Linked DNA regions of Homo sapiens: region 1 is linked to region 2. A link is a contact called in ENCODE Hi-C or POLR2A ChIA-PET data. All regions are on one chromosome and are shown on one strand. The core of a region is the stretch at or near the end of the contact, and the rest is flanking DNA. Distances in the headings are between cores, read along the strand shown.

What was found. Hi-C counts contacts between places; a loop is a spot of excess contacts on that map. ChIA-PET counts read pairs that join two places held with the same protein, here RNA polymerase II (POLR2A). Pooled maps may share reads with other maps.
Region 1: a loop to region 2 is called in a pooled map, with 5 times the contacts of the local background. The contact joins the enhancer-like site here to the promoter of TNFSF4 in region 2. A Hi-C loop is called at or near these places in 2 of 37 single-sample maps with no recorded cell type and 8 of 50 pooled maps. POLR2A ChIA-PET finds 5 or more read pairs at or near these places in 1 of 52 experiments (activated naive CD4-positive, alpha-beta T cell).

The regions. Positions count from the first base shown.
Region 1 is chr1:172,638,160-172,641,277 of GRCh38, forward strand. No RefSeq gene overlaps it. Among named protein-coding and RNA genes, the nearest start is that of FASLG, 19 kb to the right of the region's middle. RefSeq lists an enhancer at 378-1,577. Within about 2 kb of position 1,317, at least 6 of the 41 ENCODE cell types and tissues checked have a DNase peak (open chromatin) inside an H3K27ac peak, as active enhancers do.
Region 2 is chr1:173,205,776-173,209,151 of GRCh38, forward strand. TNFSF4 (TNF superfamily member 4) reads right to left here and starts at 1,556. Exons shown (of 3, transcript NM_003326.5): 1 at 1,249-1,556. The coding sequence starts at 1,401. RefSeq lists an enhancer at 1,488-1,547.

The sequences.
Region 1 (3,118 bases), core at 67-2,566, 570 kb before region 2:
ACGCATTAGCACAGCACACAAGGCCCTCATGACCTGCGGGGGCTACCTTGCCTGGCAGTCCAGCCTCATTTCTCACTCCTCTCTAACATTTGTGCATTCAGCAAGTATTTATTAATGCCTCCTTGTACCAAGTCTATTCTACGTTCTGGGGATGTAGCAGAGAGTAAAACAAAGTCCCTGCCCTCAGGGGGCTTACATTGTAGTTGGAGACAGACAATAAACAAAGAATTGTGTAAAATATCAGATGGCACTAAGTACCATAGAGAAAAATAAAGCCAGGTGAACCCTAGCTGGCAGGTTGCACAACATATCTTGCTCTCTTTTCATGCTCTCTTGTCTGCCTTGAATGACTCTTTTTCCTTTCAGCTTAACTGCCTTCTACCTATTGTATCACTTGGGGGCCTAGCTTGAGGGTTACAACCTCTGACACCTGTGATCCTGCAAGTGTGAAATTGATGACCGCCCTCCTTGCTTGTAAGGTACTTGTGTCTACTCTTACCATACGGTTATAACTGTTTTTTAAAGTTTATAGTTACTTTTCCATATCCCCCACTAGATAGTGAGTAAATTGAGGGTTTCTGCATATTCTTAAATTTTCCACGGATCTTTGTTGACTAAATGAACAGTCTCTTTGGAAAGATCTTCAAGGAAGGAGCTGCTTGGTGGGAGAAGAATTCTCCTGTCCTCTGTTTTTCTTTTCCTTTTCCAATAAGAAAGTTTCTTTCCTCTGCTCTCAAAGCACAAAACTATGCATGAGGTTATTTGAAAACCAAGTAAAAGGACATGGTTTGTGTCCTGTGGTTTGGGGGCTGGTTATTCATGAGTGTGAAATGTCTTACATTTTCAGTGAGTCACAGGAATGCAACTTTACCTGGTTGTGAGACATCAATACACTCATTCTGTTTGCATATTCATACACACACTCATGCATGAAAAAAGATGAAACACGTCCTTTATATCTACAGGCTGGGACTTATCTCTATGCATTTCACTAGGCAGATAAACAGGATGCACACTTATAATCGACAAAAATCAAACACTAAAATCTACTCCTGGCACTGCTCTATATCTACCCAGTATCTTTGACTTTCTGTGTGCTGTGGTTGTGTCTGGCTTCTGCTGCCTGGGCTTCCGGTGTGTGAAGCCTCCTTTGTCTAACATTCTGAGATCCCCTGTGAGTGTGACTGAGGCTGGCTTGGTTTTCTAGAAGACCCAGGAGTGGTTCTCCCTCTGCCCTGCATGTTGCTGCCCTATGGAACAAGATGACGGCTGAATTTCTGTTGCTTGGTGGAGTACACACATGTTCCACTGCATTCTGGAACGCTTGAGCTCTCGAGCCCAGACCGCAGAGTGCTGTGGGCAGATCAGTCTCTGATCTGTCTCATCTCTGGAAACCCTGATTCTCGTTATGTCAGAGCCTCTCCAAAGGAAAGTAACCAGGGTAGAATCCTGCATGAGGAGAGGAGCAGCCTTGGGCGGCAGGTGACTGCCTGTGAAGCTTGTGCCCTGGAAGGTTGGCTGTGGATAAATATCCACCCAAGGGCATAGCATGTGTGTGCCTTGCCTTTTAAGGGAGGGCTGGTTGAGGAACAGGATGGTCTGTTGTGGTTGCAGCTCCATGAGCAGACTAAGCCAGGCTGGCAGGAATGCCCAGAGGGTTCTGAGCAAACTTAGCAACGAGGATTCAGGTCACTTACCAGATTGACCATTTCTCTTTAATTGGTAATTTTCTTCATATGATGCTTCCAATAAAATGTGCCCAAAGGTTTTGTTGTTGTTATTTGTTTAAAAATAAAGCTAAAATAAATGGAGATAATAATTCTTTAAGCCCCATGTCAAATTCAGCCTTCCCCATGAAATATTTCTTCAGTTCCCAACTCTGTTCTTTCCTCCTTCTCCAGTCTAAATATGCCATCTCTCTTCTTTAACACAGTACTAATTTGGAGTCTTCTTAAAGTGTTTCTCGCACTTTCTCTTTTTAATGTAGTTACTGTTACATAAGAACTTCTCAGCTTCAGTGCTGTTTTTCTGACCGTGGACAATCAGGGTTCCTAGACTGACTTGTTCCTCTTTGCCTCCCTGAAGCAGTTAGTGTAGAGCTTTATGCCACAGGAACTCAATAAGCCACGGTAGAACCAAAGAGCTCTTAGCCTTGCACCATTCCCTTGCCCGCTCCTGGTGACTTGATGACCTGCACTGGCCACATGCTAGCAGGATTTCCAGGCAGACTGCCTAAACATTTCAAACAGATTGGGTCATGGCGGTAGAGCACATGGCGTGGCATGAGCTTCAGAAACGTGTTATGCTTAGACTTCCCATGAACTTTATAGCTACTTTACCGTCTGAGAGCTACAGACAATCTTTCCACCCCTGGTAGCTGTGTAACATCCTTGAGGACATGGAATATTTTCCATTTCATTATATCCCCACAATGGTACCTGGTGCCAGGTGCTCAGGAAGTATTGGTGGAGTGGTTGATTAGGTTGCCTGGCTTTGCAGGGGCTTATCAGTCTATAATTTACACCACTGACCTTCCCCCAAACTCCAGGGAGGGAAGAGGGACTGAAGATTAGCAGAAAATCACCCAGGAAAGACAATAAGAAATGAAGGCTTCTACTCAAAAAGTAGGATTTCTAGTAAGTCATGAAGGCTTAATGCTGTGTCTTTGTGAAAGGACTGAAGTCTGCCCTGTTTGTGCTGGATGAAGGCAGGGAAAGAAGGACTTTGAGATCGGGATGTCCATCATACATGATGGAAACTTGGGTTTTAGCAAGAGAGAATATGTAGTGGTGATGAACTCTAATTTCAGGCATTTAGGGGTACCTCTAATTGAAAAATTATATTCTGGGGACCTGGAAAGAATTGTGGGAGTCGGAGGAGGTGAAACCTCAACAAAAGCAGTTTCATATTCTCACACTGAAACTCAGTGGAATGTTAGGTGGGTGGGGAACTAGAGGTCAGCCCGGGATGAGCTCTTGTCTCCTGGTAAGCTCTGCTCTCCCACTAAAGCACCCTACTTAGGGCCAGGGCCCCCATTTGGGTGAAGTTAACCTTTCCTCTTCTCAGGAGCTGGCAGGACTCAGGCAGTTTTCATTGCCCTTTAACTTAAACTCTTATT
Region 2 (3,376 bases), core at 306-2,805:
CGAGTCGCCTACTTTAATTTCACCCAAAGAGTTCTGCGAGAAGACATAAGAGTGTGGTGTGATGAGGAGAGGATCAATGTGTTGTTGTGCTCACTGTTCTGCAGACCTGAGCATGACACTAGCTACACTTCTGGAATTTGGAGACACAAGCACTGTCTGTGGTACAGTGATCATAACCACACACACTCTTACCAGCCTCCATGCACTGAAAACCCTATTTCCTGTAGGCAGAAACAAGCCCAGGCATTTGCCAAGACTGCTCATCTCATTCTGGTTTCATTGGAGGTGCTTAATCTCAGACAAGACCATCAGAAATCAGTTTGTATTACCTGAACTTTATCAGGGAGAAACATTTCTAACCCAAAGCAACCACCTAGAAAACAAGATTATCAGACTAGCTCAACAAAGGAACACGAAGAGAGTATAGATTTATTTTTCTCCAGTGGCATCTTCTGCAGTGAAGAACATCCTTAAATACCTAATAATGTTTGTATATCTGAACTACTGAATAAGAAAAAATAATGCAAAAGAGAGAAGTGTGGAACAAGAATAAAGTGAAAGAAAAATGGAAATATTTTAACTATATGGGGAAAATACTAGAAGGATAATCTCCTACTACATGATGTATTTAATAAGGTAGGGAAAAGGTGAAATGATGTCTTTAAATTATGACTGGAAGAGATAGATTGTGAGAAACAATATCTGATTAAATCATTGGGGTGAATGAGTGAGCACATAGGCACACACACATGCACGCACACATTGCTCCGCTATTAATATTGATACCTTCAGCATTCTTTACAAAGAAAATCACCTTGCAGGTCTATAGGGTATATGAATATTATGGGAAAGTGGAACTGGTCTCTTTCCTATTTCCTTTTAATATTAATTGCCTGATCAAACACATTACTATCACAATGGGTAGACCAGGTATATCAGTGACTCAAAGCTTCAAAGTGACAGCTTATAAAGGGATACAAGGAATCTTGCATTGCAAAGAAAAAGAAAAAGATCTAGAAGCTGTGCCTCTGCCCTACCTCCACTCTGCCCTACCACTGCCACTGCTGAAAAGAAGGAAGGAAAGGAGAGACAGAAGGGCGTTTAACCACACTTTACGATTGCTGTGGGGAGAGGGAAAAAAAACTCAACACTTTTGGCATAAGATTATTTCCAAGCGACTGTTTGCAGCTGTTGCAGCTGCCATCAGCATGAGCTGGTGGGAAAACAGCGCCCAGTGGTGCATCTTACCTGAAGAGCAGAGAAGTGCAGGCAGATGTAGGTGAAGCACAGGAGCAGCCCCAGTCCCTGAATTACAGAGGCCACCAGCAATAGCTTGTTCCTCTCGAATCTTGGCCTGGCTGCATTTCCCACATTCTCTTCCAGGGGTTGGACCCTTTCCATCTTCACAATCTGGGTAGAGGGAAGATGAAGATATGGAAAAGGGGAACGTGCGATAAAACTGAAGTTTTCCCCAGAAAGAAGGAGGTAAAGACAAAACAAAGCCTATCAATCAGAAAATAGGCAAAGGTCCCAGGGCCAGAGATAAAAGGCGATTGAAAGAGCAAAGCGGACTCTCTCAGTTTTAACGCTGCAACTTTTGCAGGCAGGCGGGGGAACTTCTTTGTGACTAATCTGAATTTCCCCTTTACTTTCTTTCTTTTTTTTTTTCCTCTGGGCTAACAGGGAGTTGTTTTTGTGACATTCCAGTTCTGATTTGAGTGACTGTGAAATGACAGTCATAAAAGTATGCTATTTTCTTAACTTATTGCACCAGTAACAAATTGTGGGTCACTTGGTAAAGATAAAAATCATCATCCGTTAATGTAGCAGCTCATATATCCCTTCCCCAAGGTGTCTTAAATCATAGAAAAGATTTAGGGGAAATGCTGGCCCAAGGTTCTTATCTGCACTTTACTATGTAACTAAACATTGAACCCCTCTCACAGATTCAGAAAGAAAGCACACACAGATCATTCTTGAATGAAAAAGACAAAACAAGAAAATAGGACACTGGGTCATGCAGAAGTAAAGGAGAGATCCTTGGTTGTAGTCTATTGCATAAAAATAAACTACCTTTTGGAAGCATTTACTATGTGTCAGACACTGTGTTAGATGGACTTGCAATCTTTCTCTCATTTAACCCTTTGAGGCAAATTCAATAAACAATTATATGATTAATTTTCTGCATACCAGAAAAGAAGCAGAAGGGTATCCTTGTCTCCTTTCCTTCCACTTCACATTTTTCCCGTACATAATTTTTCCATGAATGAACAAATGAATAGATGTAAATAAGCTTTGAAGATTATTTCTTTCTTTGAGGTCGTGGCTGGCCTCAGAACTTGGAAAGTAAGAGTATTCTATCAATAGACACCAGGTACCCTTTACCACTAAAATAAACAATGAAATGAAATAAATGATAAAATTACTTATAATGTAAAGTTCAAATGGGCAAATATTTACTGAGTACATCACATGAGCCTGGCACTGTACTGGACAACATAAGGATGCTGGGGAAAAGCTGTTTAAGACGGAATTGTCTCTCTTTGTGGCCAAGTATGTCTCTCTCAGCTCCCCATGAGGCACCCAGCAGATATGTAAAGAAAGGAGGGAGAAATATTTTGGATATTGACAGTATGAGTTGTTATACCACTTCACAGAAAAAATGGAAATGAGGCATACTTAAAAGAGAAAGTTTGTGGGAAATGTAAAGTACATTTATGACTACAGTATTAATCAATTAAAATATGAATTAATACCTTCACTACAATAATTATGCCTTGCATTAGGAGAACATACTGGTGTTGAGAAATTTAAGTTTTATCTGAAAGATAAGGTAACTAAGGCACAATATCATAGACTCCAAGCCAAAACTAGAAATCAAATTGTATCCAAACATATTTGTCATAGTTATTCCCTTGAACAAAGCTTGTGTTACATACAGGGTGTGGAGAAAAAAGCTGAAGGAAAAATCAGTGTGTAAAGCCCAATTCTTGTGTAATAGTTCTTCATAAAAGAGTATTAAAATCAGTAACTATTTACTCGTCAATTTTCAAAAAATGACTAAGAGTCACAGCAAAAAAAAAAAAAGCCATAAATACTATTGGAAACTAGAAATAAGCTGAAAAAGTAGTAAAAACTATTCATGCTGAAAATCGTAGATAACATTTTTAAATTACTGTCAAAAGAATGAAAAAAATAAACATTTACCATGCACATACTTGTACCTTAAGCAGCATTTCTTCTCAGTGTTAATATCATGGCTCCGAGAAAGAAAAATCTTTGCACAGAGTCATCTCTACCCACATTTAGGCTAACACTTGGATGACACACCTCTCATTTTTATTGTCTTGTCGTCCTACTACCATATTTTGCCTAG